Regions from separate parts of the Homo sapiens genome. Here region 2 is linked to region 1. Evidence: read pairs that join two places in POLR2A ChIA-PET (ENCODE). Cell type or tissue: A673. All regions are shown on one strand. Links, peaks and the distances in the headings refer to the core of each region. The heading gives the core; the rest is flanking DNA. Region 1 overlaps PSMD4 (proteasome 26S subunit ubiquitin receptor, non-ATPase 4). Region 2 overlaps PI4KB (phosphatidylinositol 4-kinase beta).

Evidence for each region. Peaks named below come from ENCODE experiments on the same cell type or tissue, not always from the same donor. Only the 100,000 strongest peaks of a DNase experiment are listed, where the experiment ranks them.
Region 2: POLR2A ChIA-PET joins it to region 1 with 35 read pairs; 17 of 35 experiments call an interaction of 5 or more read pairs at or near these places.

Annotation. Positions count from the first base shown.
Region 1 is chr1:151,255,909-151,265,965 of GRCh38, forward strand. PSMD4 (proteasome 26S subunit ubiquitin receptor, non-ATPase 4) reads left to right here. Exons shown (of 10, transcript NM_002810.4): 2 at 6,253-6,393; 3 at 8,006-8,120; 4 at 8,924-9,010; 5 at 9,258-9,326; 6 at 9,486-9,701. Among named protein-coding and RNA genes, the nearest start is that of PSMD4, 6.2 kb to the left of the region's middle. RefSeq lists a silencer at 9,625-9,919 and an enhancer at 9,625-9,919. In A673, for the core only: no CTCF peak of the experiment used is centred there; no DNase peak of the experiment used is centred there; H3K4me3 peaks cover 274 bases.
Region 2 is chr1:151,306,238-151,316,294 of GRCh38, forward strand. It overlaps PI4KB (phosphatidylinositol 4-kinase beta), which reads right to left. Exons shown (of 12, transcript NM_001369623.2): 2 at 9,336-10,057; 3 at 3,974-4,018; 4 at 1,337-1,564; 5 at 1-126. Among named protein-coding and RNA genes, the nearest start is that of PI4KB, 16 kb to the right of the region's middle. RefSeq lists an enhancer at 5,316-5,610. In A673, for the core only: no CTCF peak of the experiment used is centred there; a DNase peak (open chromatin) is centred at 5,514; H3K27ac peaks cover 958 bases.

The DNA of each region.
Region 1 (10,057 bases), core at 1-8,000:
TATTTTTTTAGTTTTTAGTAATAGCCATTCTGACTGGTGTTAGGTGGTATCTCGTTGTGGTTTTGATTTATTTGCATTTCTCTAATGATCAGTGATATTGAGGTTTTTTTAATAGGCTTGTTGGCTGTATGTATATCGTCTTTTGAAAAGTGTCTGGCTGGGGCGTGGCTCAGGCCTGTAATCCCAGCACTTTGGAAGGCTGAAGTGGGTGTATCACCTGAGGTCAGGAGTTACTGACCAGCCTGGCCAACATGGTGAAACCCCATCTCTACTAAAAATACAAAAATTAGCCAGGCGTGGTGGTGGACGCCTGTAGTCCCAGCTACTCCAGAGGCTGAGGTGGGAGAATCGTTTGAACCCCGGAGGTGGAGGTTGCAGTGAGCCGAGATGGCGCCACTGCACTCTAGCCTGGGCGACAGAGTGAGACTCCCTCTCAAAAAAAAAAAAATAATAATAAAATAAATAAATAAATAAATAAATAAATAAAAATAAAGTGTCTGATGTCTGTTCATGTCCTTTGCCCACTTTTTTTTTTTTTTTTCTCTTTGAGAAGGAGTTTTGCTCTTGTTGCCCAGGTTGGAGTACAGTGGCGCCATCTCAGCTCACTGCAACCTCCGCCTCCCTGGTTCAAGTGATTCTCCTGCCTCAGCCTCCTGAGTAACTGGGATTACAGGTGCCCGCCACCACGCCCAGCTTTTTTGTATTTTTGGTAGAGACGGGGTTTCATCATGTTGGCCAGGCTAGTCTCAAACTGCTGAGCTCAGGTGATCCACCCGCCTCAGCCTCCCAAAGTGCAGGGATTACAGGCGTTGAGCCACTGTGCCCGGCTCCTTTGCCCACTTTTTTTTTTTTTCGCTCTTATTGCCCAGGCTGGAGTGCAATGACACAATCTCAGCTCCCCGCAACCTTCGGCTCACCGCAACCTCCGCCTCCCGTGTTCAAGCGATTCTCCTGCCTCAGCCTCCTTAGTAGCTGGGATTACAGGCATGCGCCACCACGCCCAGCTAATTTTGTGTTTTTAGTAGAGACCAGGTTTCTCCATGTTGGTCAGGCTGGTCTCGAACTCCCACCCTCAGGTGATCCGCCCGCCTCAGCCTCCCAAAGTGCTGGCATTATAGGCGTGAGCCACTGTGCCCGGCCGGTCTTCCAGGATTTTTATAGTTTTGGGTTTTACCTTGTCTTTAATCCATCTTCAGTTAATTTTTGTGTATGGTATAAGAAAGGAGTCCAGCTTCAATCTTCTGCATATGGCTAGCCTAGCCAGTATCCCCAGTTATTGAATAGGGACTCTTTTTCCTCACTGCTTGTTTTGTCAGCTTTGTCAAAGAATAGATGGTCATAGGTGTGCGGCTTTATTTCTAGACTCTCTATTCTGTCCCATTGGTCTCTGTGCCTGTTTTTGTACCAGTGCCATGCGGTTTTGGTTATTGTAGCCCTAAGTAATAGTTTGAAGTTGGGTAAAGTTGCCTCCAGCTTTGTTCTTTTAGCTTAGGATTGCCTTGGCTTTTCTGGCTCTTTGTTGGTTCCATATGAATTTTCAAATAGTTTTTTCTAGTTCTTTGAAGAATGTTTTTGGTAGTTTGATAGGAGTAGCATTGAATCTGTAAATTGCTGTGGGAAGAATGGCCAATTTTAATTAATTAATTAATTAATTTATGAGACAGAGTCTTGCTCTGTCTCCCAGGCTGGAGTGCAGTGGTGTGATCTCGGCTCATTGCAACCTCCGCCTCTCAGGTTCAAGTGATTATTGTGCCTCAGCCTTCTGAGTAGCTGGGATTCCAGGCACCCGCCACCATACCTGGCTTTCTTTTTTTTTTTTTTTTTTTTTTGTATTTTTAGTAAAGATGGGGTTTGGCCATGTGGCCAGGCTGGTCTTGAACTCCTGGCCTCAAGTGATCTGCCCACCTCAGCCTCCCAAAGTGCTGGAATTACAGGTGTGAGCCACCATGCTCGGCAGTATGGCCATTTTAATGATATTGATTCTTCCTATTCATGAGCATGAGATGTTTTTCCACTTGTTTATATCTTCTTTGATTTATTTGAGCGGTATTTTGTAATTCTCATTGTAGAGCTCTTTCATCTCCCTGGTTAGTTGTATTCCTAGGTTTGTTTGTCTATTTGTTTGTTTTTTTGAGATGGAGTCTCGCTTTTGTTGCCCAGGCTGGAGTGCAGTGGCGCCATCTCGGCTCACTGCAACCTCCACCTCCCGGGTTCAAATGATTCTCCTGTCTCAGCCTCCCGAGTAGCTGGGATTACAGGTGCGTGCCACCATGCCCGGGTAATTTTTTTCTGTATTTTTAGTAGAGATGAGGTTTCATCATATTGGTCAGGCTGGTCTCGAACACTTGACCTCAGGTGATCCACCAGCCTCAGCCTCCCAAAGTGCTGAGATTACAGGCATGAGCCACAACACCCAGCCAAGGTATTTTATTCTTTTTGTGGCAGTATGCACATAGTTCTTGGCCCCATGTAGTGCATCATGGGGAACCTGCTGTTGATGTGACTGCCTTGCACATGTGCCATTGTATTACCCTTTTCGAGTGTTTTTTTTTTTTTTTTTTTTTTTGGGGGAGACAGGGTCTCATTCTGTCACCCAGGCTGGAGTGCAGTAGTGTGATCTTGGCTCACTGCAGCCTCGACCTCCGGGGCTCAAGTGATCCTCCTGCCTCAGCCTCCTGAATAGCTGGGACTACAGGCACTTACCACCATGCCCAGCTATTTTTTGTATTTTTTGTAGAGATGGGGTTTTGTCATATTGATTAGGCTGGTCTCGAACTCTTGGGCTCAAGAGAGCCTCCCTCCTTGGACTCCCTAAGTGCTGGGATTACAGGCATGAACCATCACACCCAGCCTGTATTCTCTTTTAAAATAAAGGTTTTGGCGGTAATCCCAGCTACTTAGGAGGCTGAGGCAGGAGAAGGGGTTAAGCCCAGGAGTTTGAGGTTACAGTGAGCTATGATTTCACCACTGGCCTCCAGCCTGGGTGACAGAGCAAGATCCTGTCTCAAAAAAATATGTGAAATGGCCAGGTGCGGTGGCTTACACCTGTAATCCCAGCACTTTGAGAGGTTGAGGTGGGCGGATCATCAGAGGTCAGGAGCTCAAGACCAACCTGGCCAACATAGTGAAACCCCGTCTCTACTAAAAATACAAAAATTAGCTGGCATGGTGGTGCACGCCTGTGGTCCCAGCTACCCGGGAAGCTGAAGTGGGAAGATCTATTGAGCCTGGGAGGTTGAGGCTACAGTGAGCTGTGACTGCGCTTGAACCTGTGCCTGCGCTTGAACCTGTGCCTGAATACTACCCTAGACAGGTTGAGTATTCCCTATCTGAAATGGCTAGGACCATAAGTGTTTCAGATTTTGGATTTTTGTCAGATTTTAGAATATGTACATTATACTTAACCAGCGGAGTATCCCTAATCTGGAAGTCTGAAGTGCTCCAGTGATAATTTCCTTTGAACATCATGTCAGCACTCAAAACTCAAAAACTTTCTGATTTGGGGCATTTCGGATCTCAAGAGTTTCTGATTAAGTGTACTTAACCTATATATTCCCTTTTCTGTTAATACTTGTTTTCCAGTACCTTCTTAATTACTTCTCTTTACCATTTTTGGTTTATTGCCAAACAAAGCATACTAAAGAAAAAAAAATTGCCCCAGGCTCACATTTTGCTTGCCAATAGAAATGAGATGTCTTGGCTAGGTGCCGTGGCTCACACCTGTAATCCCAGCACTTTGAGAGGCCAAGGCAGGAGGACTACATGAGTCTAGGAGTTTGTGACTAGCCTGGGCAACAAAGTGAGACTCCATCTCTATAAAATAAAAAATAAATAAAAAATGTGGTTTTTTTTGGTAGAGACTGGGTCTTCCTGTGTTGCCCAGGCTGTTCTCCAACTCCTGGGCTCAAGCGATTCTCCCTTCTCGGCCTCCCAAAGTGCTGGGATTACAGACGTGAGCCACCATGCCCAGCCTAAAAAATAGATAAAATTCTAAAAAGAAGAAATGAGGGCCAAGTGTGGTGGCTCATGCCTGTAATCCCAGCACTTTGGTAGATTGAGGTGGGTGGATCACCTGAGGTTGGGAGTTTGAGACCAACCTGACCAACATGGAGGAACCCCGTCTCTACTAAAAATACAAAATTAGCCGGGTATGGTGGTTGCATGCCTGTTATCCCAGCTACTTAGGAGGCTGAGGGAGGAGAATTGCTTGAACCTGGTAGGCGGAGGTTGCGGTGAGCCGAGATCGAGCCATTGCACTCCAGCCTGGGCAACAAGAGCGAAACTCTGTCTCAAAAAAAAAAAAAAGAAAGAAATGAGGTATCTCATCTAAGGCACTGCTTCCGTCCATTAGCACAGGTAGAACCTTAACTATTAGAGCTCTCAGGGACCTCAGAGGTCATCAAGAATTGATCCTTACAGGAGCTTATATAACTGCATCACTTACCTGCCTTCTTCTGGTCTTTGGGAAACTCGAGATTATATTTCACATTAGCTGGATACTTTTAGATCATGAAAAGTTGCAGGGATCTAAGAGGTGAGACTTCAGATCCACAAAACCTCATTTTTACCGTTCAGTTCAGCTGTCAAAGCTGTTAAGCATTTAATGAGATGATTGCATTGTACTTTTCTGCACTCAGTGCTGCCAAGTGTGTGTTATTTTATAGACCTCTTTTTTTTGAGGCAGTGGCACGATCTTGGCTCAATGCAGCCTCCACCTCTCAGGTTCAGGTGATTCTCCTGCCTCAGCCACCCGAATAGCTGGGATTACAGGTGCCTGCCACCACGCCCGGCTAACTTTTATATTTTTTAGTAGAGATAGGGTTTCACCATGTTTGCCAGGCTGGTCTCAAACTCCTGAGCTCAAGAGATCTGCCCACCTCGGCCCCCCAAAGTGCTGGGATTACAGTTGTGAGCCACCATGCCTGGCCCTATTTTATAGATTTTTTTTTTTTTTTTTGATGGAGTCTCACTCTGTCACCCAGGCTGGAGTGCAGTGGCGTGATCTTGACTCACTGCAACCTCGGCCTCCCGGGTTCAAGCAATTCTCCTGCCTCAACCTCCTGAGTAGCTAGGACTACAAGTGTGCGCCACCATACCTGGCTAATTATTGTATTTTTAGTAGAGACGGGGTTTCACAATGTTAGCCAACACTGGTCTCTAACTCCTGACTTCAGGTGATACACCCGCCTCCACCTCCCAAAGTGCTGGGATGCACTTGGGAGGCATAAGTCACTGTGCCCAGCCTATTTTATAGATTTTTTTTTTCTTTTTCTTTTTTTTTTTTTTTTTTTGAGACGAAGTTTTGCTCTTGTTGCCCAGGCTGGAGTACAATGGTGTGATCACCACAACCTCCGTCTCCTGGGTTCAGGCGATTCTTCTGCCTCAGCCTCCCGAGTAGCTGGGATTACAGGCATGTGCCACCACGCCCAGCTAATTTTCTACTTTTAGTAGAGACAGGGTTTCTCCATGTTGGTCAGGCTGGTCTTGAACTCCTGACCTCAGGTGATCCACCTGCCTCGGCCTCCCAAAGTGCTGGGATTACAGACATGAGCCACCGCGCCCAGCTATAGATATTTTTAAGTTACCTTCTTCATTTCCTATATTTGGATTACTGCCATTTAATGGCAGACTTAGAGTATTTATCCATGACAAAGCTTAGTAGCACTTAAGTGCAGCTTGTAAGAAATTGCTGTGGTTCATCAGTAGATCACCACCTTTGGTGCTCATCAGAATCATTTTGTAAGGATTTAAAAATTTTTTCGGCTGGGCACCAGGTGGCTCACACCTGTTATCCCAGCACTTGGGGAGGTGGAGGCAGGAGGATCTCTTGAGCTCAGAAGTTCAAGACCAGCTTGGGCAACATAGCTAGATCCCTGTCTCTACAAAAAAAATTTAAAAGGTAGCTGCGTGGTGGCTTGCACCTATAGTCCCAGCTACTTGGGAGGCTGAGGTGAGAGGATCACTTGAGCCCAGGAGGTGGAAGCTGCAGTGAGCCATTAGTGCACCACTCTACTCCAGCCTGAGTGACAGAGCAAGACCCTATCTCAAAAAAAAAAAAAAAAAAATTCCTCATTGGTTATTCTGAGTCAATAAATGTGGGCTAAGGCTTGATCATCTGTATATTTAAAAAAGAAAAAAAGCTACAGGTGATGCTATGAAGACTGCTGCTATAGGGGGCCTCTGGAACTGGAGAGAAGGTTTTGGAAAACTTCTACATTTCTTCTCTCTTGTCCTTCAACCCTAATCTGACAGTGTGGACAACAGTGAGTATATGCGGAATGGAGACTTCTTACCCACCAGGCTGCAGGCCCAGCAGGATGCTGTCAACATAGTTTGTCATTCAAAGACCCGCAGCAACCCTGAGAACAACGTGGGCCTTATCACACTGGCTAAGTATGGGGGACAGAGGAGGAGGGGACTCAGTAGGTGGGTGGTTGTTACATGCTACTCTTCTTTAGATTCCATGAAGCTGCTTTTGCCCATCACCTTCCTAGACTGCCTTCTGCACTATTTAGTGTAAATGTCAATAGCAACTTGTTTTTTGTATTAACCTGTATTTAATGTAGTACGGAAGCTAAATCTCCTGGGGTGAAATTTCTGTTTCTTTTTATTGTTTGTTGGGCAGGGCTAGGGTAGGGGGTGAAATTTCATAATATATTTTAAAGTCAGTGAAAAGTGATTTTGGGCTGGGCACAGTGGCTCATGTCTGTAATCCCAAGAGTTTGAGACCAGCCTGGGCAACAGGACAAAACCCTGTCTCTACTAAAAATACAAAAATTAGCCAGGCATGGTGGTGGCTACCTGTAATACCAGCTACTCAGGAGGCTGAGGCAGGAGAATCGCTTGAACTCGGGAGGCGGAGGTTGCAGTGAGCCAAGATCACACCACTGCACACCAGCTTGGGCGACAGAATGAGACTCCATTTCAAAAAAAAAGAAAAAAGTAATTTTTGGATCAGAGCCCCTGGGCATATATCACTCATCCTTTTACCCTGAAAGTGTTTTGTTTTAGGAACTGATAATTCTTAAATGAGTAGCCTCCCACTCCAGTGTACATACTGTTAGCTAGGAGAATGGGTCTGGAGGTGGAGAGGACAGGAGAGATACAAATTAGCATCGTTATTTTGGTGGATTCTCAGGGCCCTGTGAGCCTTTAAAAGGAGTTAGGGGAAAATATTTGGAAGTAGAGGGCAGCTTTCTTACAAAGCCAGCCACTTAATTATTTCTGTGCTTGGTTTCCATTAAATACTAGATGTTTGATTGAGAAGAATAGAGGCCAAGCACAGTGGCTCACGCCTGTAATCCCTGCATTCTGGGAGGCCAAGGCAGACGGATCACTTGAGGTCAGGATTTCGAGACCAGCCTGACCAACATGGCAAAACCCCGTCTCTACTAAAAATACAAAAATTAGCCGGGCGTGGTGGTGTAGATCTGTAATCCCAGCTACTCAGGAGGCTGATGCACGAGAATTACTTGAACCCGGGAGGCGGAGGTTGCAGTGAGCTGAGATTCGCCACTGCACGCCAGCCTGGGTGACAGAGCGAGACTCTGTCTCAAAAAATAAAAAAGAAGAATAGAGATTACAATTAGAATAGAAATAATGGTTATTATCCAGGTCTTTAAAGAAAAGTCAGACACAGGCCAGGTGCGGTGGCTCACGCCTGTAATCCCAGCACTTTGGAAGGCCAAGGTGGGCGGATTACGAGGTCAGGAGATCGAGACCATCCTGGCTAACACAGTGAAACCCCGTCTCTACTAAAAAAAATACAAAAAATTAGCCAGGCGTGGTAGTGGGTGCCCGTAGTCCCAGCTACTTGGGAGTCTGAGGCAGGAGAATGGCGTGAACCCGGGAGGCGGAGCTTGCAGTGACCCGAGATCACGCCACGCACTCCAGCCTGGGTGACAGAGTGAGACTCCGTCTAAAAAATAAATAAATAAAAGTTAGACACAGTTTAGAGGTACTTGTGCTGACCTGAATTCACTGAAATGCTTTTCCTACATCCCAGTGACTGTGAAGTGCTGACCACACTCACCCCAGACACTGGCCGTATCCTGTCCAAGCTACATACTGTCCAACCCAAGGGCAAGATCACCTTCTGCACGGGCATCCGCGTGGCCCATGTGAGTCCTACTGGGTTCCCTGGACCTTTCCTCCCTGCTCTGAGGTCCTGCCTCCATCATACTCATTTCTCCCCTGGAATCCTGAGCTAGGACCAGAGCAAGAGAAAGCTAACTTGGAGTAGAAAGGATATGGGGGATGAATCCCAGGGTAGTTGAGGGTTGTGAAGGGAAAAATCCCTAGAATTGAGAATTAAGGCTGGGCGTGGTAGTTCATGCCTGTAATCCCATCACTTTGGGAGGCCAGGGGAGGAGGATTGCTGAAGGCTAGCAGTTCAAGACCAGCCTGGGCACATAGGGAGACCCTGTTTCTCTAAAAAAAAAAAAAAAAAGGCCGGGCGCGGTGGCTCACACCTGTAATCCCAGCACTTTGGGAGGCTAACACGGGCAGATCACCTGACGTCACGAGTTCGAGACCAATCTGGCCAACGTGGTGAAACCCCATCTCTACTGAAAATATAAAAATTAGCCAGTACTAGGAAGGCTGAGGCAGGATAATCGCTGGAACCCGGGAGGTGGAGGTTGCAGTGAACTGAGATCACGCCACTGCACTCCAGACTGGGCGACAGAGCGAGACTCCATCTCAAAAAAAAAAAAAGAGAGAAAGAGAATTAACCTCCCTTCTTTATGCACAGAGAGTCATAGCAAAAAGGGAGGAGGTGGGGGTGTTAAATCTTGTGTGAACGTGATGGTAGATGGTGTACTTCAGGTACAAAGAAACTGTAAGAAAAAGGGAACCGAGTGACAGAGGAAAGAGCTGAGTGATTCCTCTGGTTAACTCTGAGAACTTCCTCTCCCTTTACAAGCTGGCTCTGAAGCACCGACAAGGCAAGAATCACAAGATGCGCATCATTGCCTTTGTGGGAAGCCCAGTGGAGGACAATGAGAAGGATGTGAGTCCAAGTGGCAGCTGGGGAATGTGGGGAGCCCATGTTTGGGACTGAGGTCTTCCAGCCCTCAGGAGAACCTGGCAGAGGCATCAGGCTCATCACTTTGGGGAAAGGTGAATGTGGAGAATTCAGTGATTCTGTTGGAGGACCTTGGGGAGGTCAATAGATTTCTGTATGCTTTTATGCGGCGGGTCCTTTCCCCCCCTCGAGTATGGAACAGATTTCTTGATTTTTCTCCCCTTCTTCCCAGCTGGTGAAACTGGCTAAACGCCTCAAGAAGGAGAAAGTAAATGTTGACATTATCAATTTTGGGGAAGAGGTGAGTAGGGACTGATTGGAGGGCATTGACTTAATTTGGTCATAAACAGAATGGTCCTTAACCCTGAGGAGTGCGGGTACTGTGGCAGAGTAGTGCAGAAATGGGAAAGAACAGGGAGCAAGGCCTGAAGAAGGGCATCATGTGTTCTTTCCTCCCCAGGAGGTGAACACAGAAAAGCTGACAGCCTTTGTAAACACGTTGAATGGCAAAGATGGAACCGGTTCTCATCTGGTGACAGTGCCTCCTGGGCCCAGTTTGGCTGATGCTCTCATCAGTTCTCCGATTTTGGCTGGTGAAGGTGGTGCCATGCTGGGTCTTGGTGCCAGTGACTTTGAATTTGGAGTAGATCCCAGTGCTGATCCTGAGCTGGCCTTGGTGAGCAAATGTTGACCCCAGGTAGAGTCCAAAGGTCCCTCTTTGTTCTCTTCTGGCACACACATCACAGAGCTTCTATCAGGCTGGATAGTCCTAGACACTACCAATCACTCATTTTCCAAGACCTCCTTTTGCCGCCTCTTCCCTATAATGCTGTCTGATCTCTAGGGGCACCAGTGTCAGATGCTTTCTTGTTCACTTCTGATGAAAACCGAGGCTTCTCCCAAGTCCTTACTTTTTAATCCCGTACCACTGCTTATCCCTCCAGCTTCTTCTCTGTGTGATAAACCAGAAGCTGCCCCTTTATGTTCCTTTCCCACACCCCAACTGACTTTCCCAGCTCCCTGTAGGAGTGA
Region 2 (10,057 bases), core at 877-8,876, 51 kb after region 1:
ACCACATTCGGGCAAGTTTTCTACGGACCTCGTACTCCGAATTCGGTTCTCGGGGATCCGGGCAGGGACACTGGTGGTGTCAAAGTTTTCACATTCAAGGACTTCCACATAAATCAGGTAGGGAGCCTGGGGGAAGAGTGAGACAGTATTTGCAACTTACTTCCACCACTAACCCCCAAATCTCAACTCTGTTAGCAAGGTTCTTCCTGCTGTCCTTTCTCCTAGCTCCAGCCTTCATCCAATAGTCCTCTGAAACTATGAACACTATATTTAGGGCAGATACTTGTCCTATGATCACCTATGTAAAGAATTTGTGTGACAGAATCCTTAAGTCTTCAAAATATTTCAACTGAGCTCCAAAATGTACAGATGATGTGCTTGGGCCAAACCACTCTAGACTATCAATTACAGGCTGTAAGGGAGGCCTAGATGCCTCTGTGGGCTCGTCCTGAAGACAGGGCCCAGGGAGCTACAGTGGACAAAAAGACTGGGACAAAGCTGGGCACTGTCCCAAGGAGTGTCCCAAACTTCAGTATTTCCTTTGAAAGAAGAATATGGGCCGGGCGCGGTGGCTCACGCCTGTAATCCTAGCACTTTGGGGGGCCGAGGCGGGTGGATCATGAGGTCAGGAGTTCAAGACCAGCCTGGCCAAGATGGCGAAACCCCGTCGCTACTAAAACTACAAAAATTAGCCGGGTGTGGTGGCAGGCGCCTGTAATCCCAGCTACTCAGGAGGCTAAGGCAGGAGAATCGCTTGAACCTGGGTTGCGGAGGTTGCAGTAAGCCAAGATTGTGCCACTGCACTCCAGCCTCCGCAATAGAGTGAGACTCCATCTCAAAAAAAAAAGAAGAATCTGAACCATGAATACTCATTCCAGTCAGCACACAAATTCAGCTAATTCTCTCCAGTGTGAATTGGGCATCCTTCTCTCCTTTTGTCGGCTCATTCTGATCAGAAAAGGTCTTAGAAACAAAATATTTCTCTATCCTTATGGTTGCTGTATCTGGAAAGCCCAAGAGTTATAGAAAGGCTGGAGAAAAGCTACCAAAATGACCATAAGGTGGGGTGAAGAGCAATTCTCCTAAGATACAGCAAGAAGGAAGCTAAAAAGATTAGGTTTCTTTGGTCCAGAAAAACAAAGCCCAAAAAGGGATACAGGGGGGCTCTCAAAATCACAATCGCACTGAGACAGAGTCATGGTTGACATATGCATCATGAACTATGAAGGGAGTCTAGGATGTTGGTGAGGGCCTCACTGGTCATACACGCAAACTCTGAACAACCATGGGTGAAGAGTCACGTCCAGGGTAGGGGTTTGGGCCAGAACCCATCTACCTTGTCCTTGGAGTTGAGGACAACAGCCTGTGTGTGGGGTACACGGACCACGTGGTGGTCAAAGCCAGCAGTGGGCAGCCAGACTCGGGCAGGGAGCTTATGGTTGAGCAGGGAGAGCTCTGAGATCAGCCTCTGTGTTTTCTGCTCTTTGGTGGGGAGCGTGGCCAGCCGCTTGCCGATCGCCATCAGGGACTTGATGAATTCTCTCTCAGGAGCCAGTCGAACAGGCTACAGGGGTTTGGGGTAAGACAAAAGATGGTGAAGAAACCATAGAATACAATGGCACACCCACTCAGTCACTCCTGGCCATGCAGGCCGGGGACCCCACTATCTGGAGAACTCCAGGAAAGCAGCTGCTTTTTAGTCTTAGTAGGAGCTTCCACCCACCCTTCACAACTTGAATTGAGAATAGCCAGCACATTCCTTCCCTATAGGCTATCCCTTGAGGGTAAGGGAGGCCATGAGTCCAGGTAACTGGGATGCACTCCTCTTCTCCTGGACTTGGGTTCCTTAAGGACTGTACCAAGGCTTCAGAGTGAGCAGGGGGACATCTGGATAGGTTAGCCAGGGCCACAGAGAGAAGAGCTGCTTACACCTGAATTGTTTCACCCTTTTCAAGAACAGGGTTGTCCTTCTCCCCATCTGGATCCTTGGGCTAGATCTCTGCCGAGGGGCTCCGTCAAGTCCCGCAAGGCTAGAGAAGGGAGCCCCACATCATTTCCACTTTCAAAGAGGGAAGATGCTCGTCATTCAAATTACTTCTGTTGATTTCCATGGTATCCCCCTGTCCGTCCCACAATCTCTTACCAGGCGTCAATGCACATGCAGGGGATGGAAAGAGGATGAGCCGATGAGCAGACTTTGCATTAATCAAGGAGAAAGAAAAAGCAGATGGAAGGAGGTAGGTAGATGGAGAAAGCAACAGCTCCTTTTAGCCCTTGATGATGGCCCTGAAGGCCTGTCTCTTTTAGTGACTCCTCTTTGGGTCCTCTTCCCCTACCTCTCAGTGACTAGGTTCCTCATATTAATTCCCTGCTGTGAGTTTGGCTCCTTGTGCTGGGCAATTCAGTCATCCTCAGAAAGAGCAAAGTTGGTCTTGGAATTAAGGTGCAGGTGGGGAAAAAGAGGGACTCAGCTAGACACGAAGAAAGGCTCTCTTCCCAGTCTAAGCCCTTCTACCGTAAGGGGCATTTTATCAAGACAGCCACCCAACTCCCCATCCCATCTCCCCTCCTTTGTAGAAACAGCATTTGACTCACCAAGCCTTTCTCTCCCTTTCCGTGTGTCTTGCTTAGTTTCTGGATTGAGAGAATTTCTATCCTTGCTCCCTCGAACTCTAAAAGAGCTTCTTTTGAAAACTGGGGAGTATCAGGCCTACCTCTACATGTGCAACAGTGCCAGGATTCAAAGGAAAAGCTCATTCCAGCCTCTGCCTCTTGGGAGATGGTTCAGAGTGCCACATAGGGACTGAAAGAGGGTGTCTGAATCCTTCAGGAATGCTTTAAGTGACATTGTTGAAAAGAGATAAAGAAAAGGAAAACAATGGAATTGGGTTTCTAAGGTCCCTGGAAATATCCTGGGGGTCTAATAGAGAAAGAAAATAAGAGGAAATTTGAAGACTCACTTCTTCCTTCATCTGAATCCACTCAGATGGCAACTGATCTCTGTCCCAAGGACCCTCTACCCCACCCAATTCATAATCATCTCAGATTAGAAAAGGCAGAATTCCTTCCCATTCTCAAATCAGCATTTGGGTTAGGGGCCCCTAAGTTACGTGAGCATGTTAGAAATGTGACCCCAGGCCTCAAGAGAGAGGCTCTGCCACATGAGAGGAGATAGGAATCATGACTGAAAGGGGATTAGCACAGAACAGAGAAAACTGATTTGATAGACAAATCAAATAGAAAATATAAAAAAAATCAGCCAAACTCCCAGAGGTCCTGCATTTCCTCTCACGTCTTTGCCCAGCAACAAGGTCCAAGACCCTGTGGGACCAAAGGGTCAGGGGTTAGTCCAGAGGGAACAAGAAAGGAGAGGGGATTAAGGAACATCCTGGGCAGTGAGCTGGGAAAAGGGAAGAACTCAGACCTGGAAAAAATGTGGTTGAAGTTAAAAAAGAAAACCAGTTGTGGAGAGGCAAAACTTTCCTTCAGGCCAAGTCCTATTTGTTTTTGGAGTCAGCTCACCAGCACAGGGCCTAGCATTTAGAAGATTATGAATAAATATTTGATAATCTGACGGCAGAAGCCATGGGGAAAGGGTTCTGGGTGGGAGAAACAGGATCCTGGGGGTTTCTGCCAGGCAGTTTTTGGCTCTAATCCAGGAGTGAATTCTACCTCTCTCCCAGCTGTTTGCTCCAGACACTCAGGAGCTGGGGGCTGAGCAGCACTGTACTCCAGCTGTCTCTGAGAGAAGGATCAGCTGAGCTCATCTCAGCCTGGGCTCAGGATTTCCACCGCAAAGGTCAGGGGAACTCCAGCAGATCTGGGAGGTCTGGGAGGGAGGAGCTGATCTCCCAGTAAGAAAAGGGGCATTTTAACTCCAGCCTTGGCCTGGGGGCTCAGAAGACCTGGGGACGGAGAGGAAATGCGGCCACTGGGGGAGCCTGCCACCCCGTCCCAGCCTGGCCCCACTTACGGAACTGAATGAATTATCAATACTCTCGGTGCTGGAGGAGAGCTCCTGGGAAAGGGCCAGAGGGCAAAGGGAGAAGGAGGGGGTGGGAAGGGAGGGGAGAGAGACAAAGGTAAAGAATTTAGCTCCAACTTGGATCGTAACTGCTTCTCTAGTGAAGTTCTACCTTTCTGCTTTAATAAAAGAAAGTCAACTCAGAAATGCTACTTGCCCAGATGCTTGACCACTTGTAGGAGATGCTGGAAGGGCAGCTCAGACTTTAAGGTCAGAAGGACTGAAGAGACAAAGCAGCCTCTGCTTTTCACTTTATTCACTTCTATTCTCAACTGAATGGATCTTCCTTCTAGGCCAAAGCTCTAAAGCTGGGTCCCTAGGGCAGTAACTGCACTGCCAAGCTTCCCTGCTCTTTTTTTTTACCCACTCACATGCTCTCAACCAAATCCTTCTCCATGGGGACCACCACAGGACTGAACTTAATAAGCTGCATGGCTCCCATACTGGAAACCCCATGTTCCTCCAGCTTTTTGGAAACCTCAGGGAGGAAGAAAAGCTAAACTTTCAGTGGCAGGTATACCTCTTCTCTAATTAGCCTCATTATCACCCTGGGAAGCTGAATCCCAACCTTGAACCTCTGTGACAAAGAGCATCCTAGACCAATAAGCCCAAAATCTCTGGGCTGGATGCTGATGGGAGTGAAGGATAAATCAATCTCCTATCTACCAAACCTCCTTAGGCTTCCTATCAGGCTATCCACATGACAATCAATATACTACAATTTTTGATATAAGTTGGGGAGTTAGCTATATCCATCTAGAAAGCTGACTAGCTGGATAGCAGCTGTCCTAGTCCCAGCCCAGAGGATTTATCTAAACATCACCCCATTGCTGTGTCATATGTGTCCGTGTGCAAAAACAGGGGAAAGAGATGGTGTCAAACTCTCACTCAGCAGCTCTGAGGCAACACTCATGCACAGGGCTCATCCTGGGTTCTGTCCAACATGGTCTACCAGGGCAGGGAACAGAGCAGCACGTGTGCACAAATCTAGGTTGTGGGGGACGTTGAGGTCGGGGTGGGGGAGGTTAGACTTAAAAGACAAAGTCCTAAGAGCTCCCAGGGCAGGAGGGCAGTGGTGAGTTTCTACTCTGAAATCTGCTGAGTAGATTCAAGCATCCACTTGAACTCAATTCCATGGTTTCAGTTCTATTCTAGCTGGAGGTCCTATAGTCAGGTCCTTCCTTGAAGAATCTGGGGACTGGAGCACTTTGAGGGAGAAGCCACATTTGGAAACATGCCCCTAAGGCAACAACTCTTCCATTTTGGGTAGAAGGTGGTGGGAGAATTAAGGCAGTGAGGATGTCAGAGTCTATTATGAATTAGTGGTTCTATTTCTACCTATGAGCTGGTTGGAGAAGGAACAGCAGGCAAGATATTGGCTCCCTGAGCAACGCTCCAGCTGATTCTGTCACAGACAGGTCCTGTCTGACTCATTGACAGCCCTGGGGGAAGGGAGGTATATCATGACCTGCTCCTCTCCTACTCCCTGGGCTTGAGTCACTCACACTGAGTCAGCTCCGGGGAGTAAAGATGAAGCAAGAAGCTGACATCACACCATATCAAGCTAGAAGGCCTACTGGGGCTTCCAGTGTGACATGCGGCAGATTTCTCTGTACAAAGGTTGCAGTCCTGAAAAGACAAAGCTAATCTACTAACAGTGTCATCATATCGGGGAGGGTGTGATACCTAAATCACTCTCTCCTTTTAGCTCCCCCATTCTATACCAAAATATTTGCCATTTGGTTACAAATGGGAGGACAAACTGCCTGGGCAGAGTTCCCCGACTAGGCTGATAAAATGGCTTTGAAGCGGCAGGCTTTGAGGAGCAGTGGTGGAAAATGTGAAAAATCAGCACAAAGCCTTCTGACTGTGGGAGAGAGTGTAAAGGATTCCTCATAGTAAGAAAGAGAACACTGTGAGAGCTGAGCAGAGAACAACTCTGCAGGGAGACCATGGGCAGGAAGAGAACTGTACATGCTGCCCCTGAGCCTCTTCTTTGAGGCCCGACCTCATCCTTGGGAGCCCCTCTACTGGTGGTAGGAGCATAGTATTAAACTCAGAACCTAAAAGAAAAGCAAGAGACTGGGAGCAGAGTGTTAGGGTCTACCTAGAGATTCTCCTAGAGTATCTCTGCTTAGGTCTTAGATAATTATGTGCCTCATTTTAGTAAGCTGTATACTTCCTGCTTATGGCAGAAAACAACTTTTTCAAGAGAGTCACAAACTAAACAGTTCCATAGATACTGGGGTTTTCATTATTACTTCACATGTTCCTAGAGGGAAGGATAACATTTTATCCCCCGTCCTCCACAGCACAGCTCACGGCTTTGGACATTGTACAAAGTCAATAACTACATGTTGAGTGAATGAATGTTACATGAAAGGGAAGAAGGATGAGTAAAAGGAAAACCAATTCCTTTGGTATTTAGGGGACAAAAGCCTTGACAGACGCATCCTCAAAATGCCAAAGGGGCTGGGTCTAGTCACTCATGCCTGTAATCCCAGTGACTTGGGAGGCTGAGGCGAGAGGATGACTTGAAGCCAGGAGTTTGAGACTAGCTTGGGCAATAGAGCACGACCTCATCTTTACAAAAAAATTTTTTAAAAATTAGCCAGGTGTGGTGGTACATAGCTGTAGCCCCAGGTACTTGGGAGGCTAAGATGGGAGGATTGCTTGAGCCCAGGAGTTAAAGGCTACAGTGAGCTATGACTGTGCCACTGCACGCCAGCCTGGGCAACAGAGCAAGACCCTGTTGCAAGAAAAAGGGCGGACGGACAGACAGACGGGTGGGCGGAAGGAAGGAAGGAAGGAAGGAAGGAAGGACGGATGGAAGGAAAAGGGCTGGGAGAGACCCCTGTGCTGACGACTCTAATGCTTAGAAACCTAGTGATATTCATGTTTCTGTCTCTTTCTTGCTCTCCCATTTTCTGTGGAGCCATAATGAATTCAGGTATTTCATTCTGTCAGTATCAGATAACGCAGGAGTGCCTGGGAACATAGTATCTCCTTCCTCTCCTGGATCTAGTGACCCAAGATAAGGAGTCAGGTTGGAAGAACGGCAGCTACAGAACCCACCCTAAATGATGTAAGTATTCACCTAATACCTGCCTCTCAGTGCCATCCATAATCTTATCCTGGAGTGGGAGTTAGATGTAAGGAAAGAGGGACCAAGGATCAGCAGAGTAAGAAAAGCCCTGAGGCCTCAGCTTTTCTGGTCCTAAGATGAGCACTACAAAATGGATAAAGAGAAAAGCCAAGCCTGACAAGAGGCACCAAGGAATTCACTTCCAGCTGCTCACCCTCTGCTACAGGTTTGACTCCAAGATGAGACAGCTATCCAACCCTTCATGTTCCACTAGAATCTGGATGACTCTTCTTGTTCTGCAGCAACTTCTCTTCATGACCCAGGGCTCTGCTGCCAAGCTCAACCAGATATGAAAACGGTTCATTCTAGTTCTGACAACAGTTTTGGCTTTGCCTGTGCATGGATGTGGAAGCTCAGATGGCCATAGCCTGGGCCGTTCTTCCCCACATGGCTTCTGACAGCTGGGGACCTTGGGAAGTAGATATTGAGAAATAACCAAGGTAGTTCAGCTGAATGATTATGAGCACCAGCTGGAGATTTGAGTCCTGGTCTGACATTCACTAGTTGAGGGACCTTGGGCAAAACATCTAATCTTTCTAAGCCTCAGTTTCCTTGCTGGCAAAATAATACCTGTCTCTCAGCATGGTTGTGAGGATTAAATGTAAAGTACTTGGCAAGATGCCTGGCACATAAGTGCTGAATAAATGTTAGCACTTTTAGCTTTACCATTATTAAACTATCCTAACAAAATTCCAAATTTCCAGAGAGCAGGCTCTATAGTCTCCCTCCCTCTTCCTTTTCTCTAGTCACTCTGACTTCCCTCTATTTGAAAGAAGTCCCATTGTATCAAAAACGTGGGTGGGTTATATGCCCCACAGAGGCAGATGCCAAGACCATAGCTATCCGCATTTTTCAAAAAGTGCAAATTCCTCCTTTTTTTCTCCCTCTTTTCTAGGCTGGGTTGGAAGCCAGGATGGGAGCCTGGCCAATGGTGAGTCAGAGGGGAGGACTGGAGCACCATTGTCTGGCTGGGACACCAGGTCACTGACACTTGGTAGTCCACTGGGCAGCTTTCCCTGCTATCTGTCCAGATGTGGAGTGAAGAGTGGGTATAACCTATTCATGTGGCCACCTCTTCCCTGCTCTATATCCTAAGTTATACCTCCAACTGCTGCTGTAGCTTCCTCTTCTTCCCAGCCTCCAGGTCCTTGACTAGGCACTATATTTACTCTATACTAAGAGTGCTTTCTCTTCCCTTTGTGCTTCTCCCAAATGGTATGGGAAAGATACCAGCAAGGCACTCTTCCCCCTAAGGAAAGGCAGGCAATGAAGGCATTCTCCAGATGCCTCAGTGATAAGAAATAAACCTTACACTTATGTCAACAAAAGGTAGGATCTTCAGAGGGTAGTGAAAAGGGATTAGATTATGAGGAGGAGTGGCCAGGAGAATGAAGCCGATGTTCTAACATCTCCCCTACCCCAGCACACAGAAAGACAATAGTACCTTTTCCTTTCCCACAGATGCTGCTCTGAGAGGCTCTGGTAGCTATCTCAAGTCTCAGGTCAGGGTGTGGAGGGCTTCTGCCACAGTTCTCATTAACATAGTAGATGTTAATGGAATGGCAGTTTATTTATTTATTTATTTATTTAGAGACGGAGTCTCACTCTGTCGCCCAAGCTGGAGTGCAGTGGCGCGATCTCTGGTCACTGCAACCTCTGCCTCCCAGGTTCAAGTGATTCTCCTGTCTCAGCCTCCCAAGTAGCTGGGATTACACGCGCCCACCACCACGCCTGGCTAATTTTTGTATTTTTAGTAGAGATGGGATTTTGCCATGTTGGCCAGGCTGGTCTCAAACTCCTGACCTCGTGATCTGCCTGCCTCAGCCTCCCAAAGTGCTGGGATTACAAGCGTGAGCCACCGCGCCTGGCCAGTGCAGTTTAATAAAAATGATTTGGGACACAGTCAGGAGCGTCAGCCTTGCCATGACCTATATGACCTGAGGCAACTCACTTTATCTCTCTGGGTCTGAGTTCTTCCTTTGTAAACTAAGGCAGGCAAAATACATGAATTCTAAGGCCTTTCCATTCTAACATTCCATGCTTTTATCAGTGAAATGAAACAGGGAGGACAGAAAGAACAGCGTAACCCTGTGTGTATATAGGAGGCATCCTGTCTCCATGCAGCCCTCTACCACCTTTTGTCTCTGGCCCTCCCCAGAATTTTACCTCATCCTCATTCTCCACTTTAGGGTTGCTGGCTGTTCGTTTCAGGTTGCTGCTGAGACTTATGCTGGCAGTGGCATCTGACTTAGAGCGCTGGTGAGTCCTTTTGGAGGGAGACAGCCCTGTGTCAGGGGCCGGGCTCAAGGAGGGCAGCTCCCTCTTCCTGTGAGCTGGCTTTAGCTCATCTGAGAGGATCAGCTTCCGTAGCTTGGTCCCACGGGAGTGTCGTTGAGTGGAAATGTGCATGTCTGAAGAATAGGCCCCAAGCAACAGGGCACACTGGAGGGAAAAGTTAATGCTCTGGCGGCAACGGTGGACTATGTAGGGCTTAATGGCATCACCCACGTCCTCATCCATGTGGATGTACATGTTAAGCAACTGGGGCAGATAGAAGTCCACGTCCTCGTTGCGAAAGCAGAAGAGCCGGTTGCCAATGTAGGCTTGTACTCCAGGCTCCTTGGAGTTATACAGGTATGAAATGGCCATGGAGATGTCAAACAGTTTTGACTCAAACAGCCTCAGCAGCCAAGACTGTTTAGCTGAGTTGTTCTGCCGCCGTCTTCTTGCTCCTTTGGCTGTGCCTGAGGCCACAGCGGCCCCCATCTCATCTTCCTCCTCCCTGATCTGGGCAGGTGGATCATCTAGGCAACGGATCTCACTGTCCACACCATCCCCATTGACCAACTCCAGTGGGGTGCCTCTGCTAGAGACTGCCACGCCTCCAT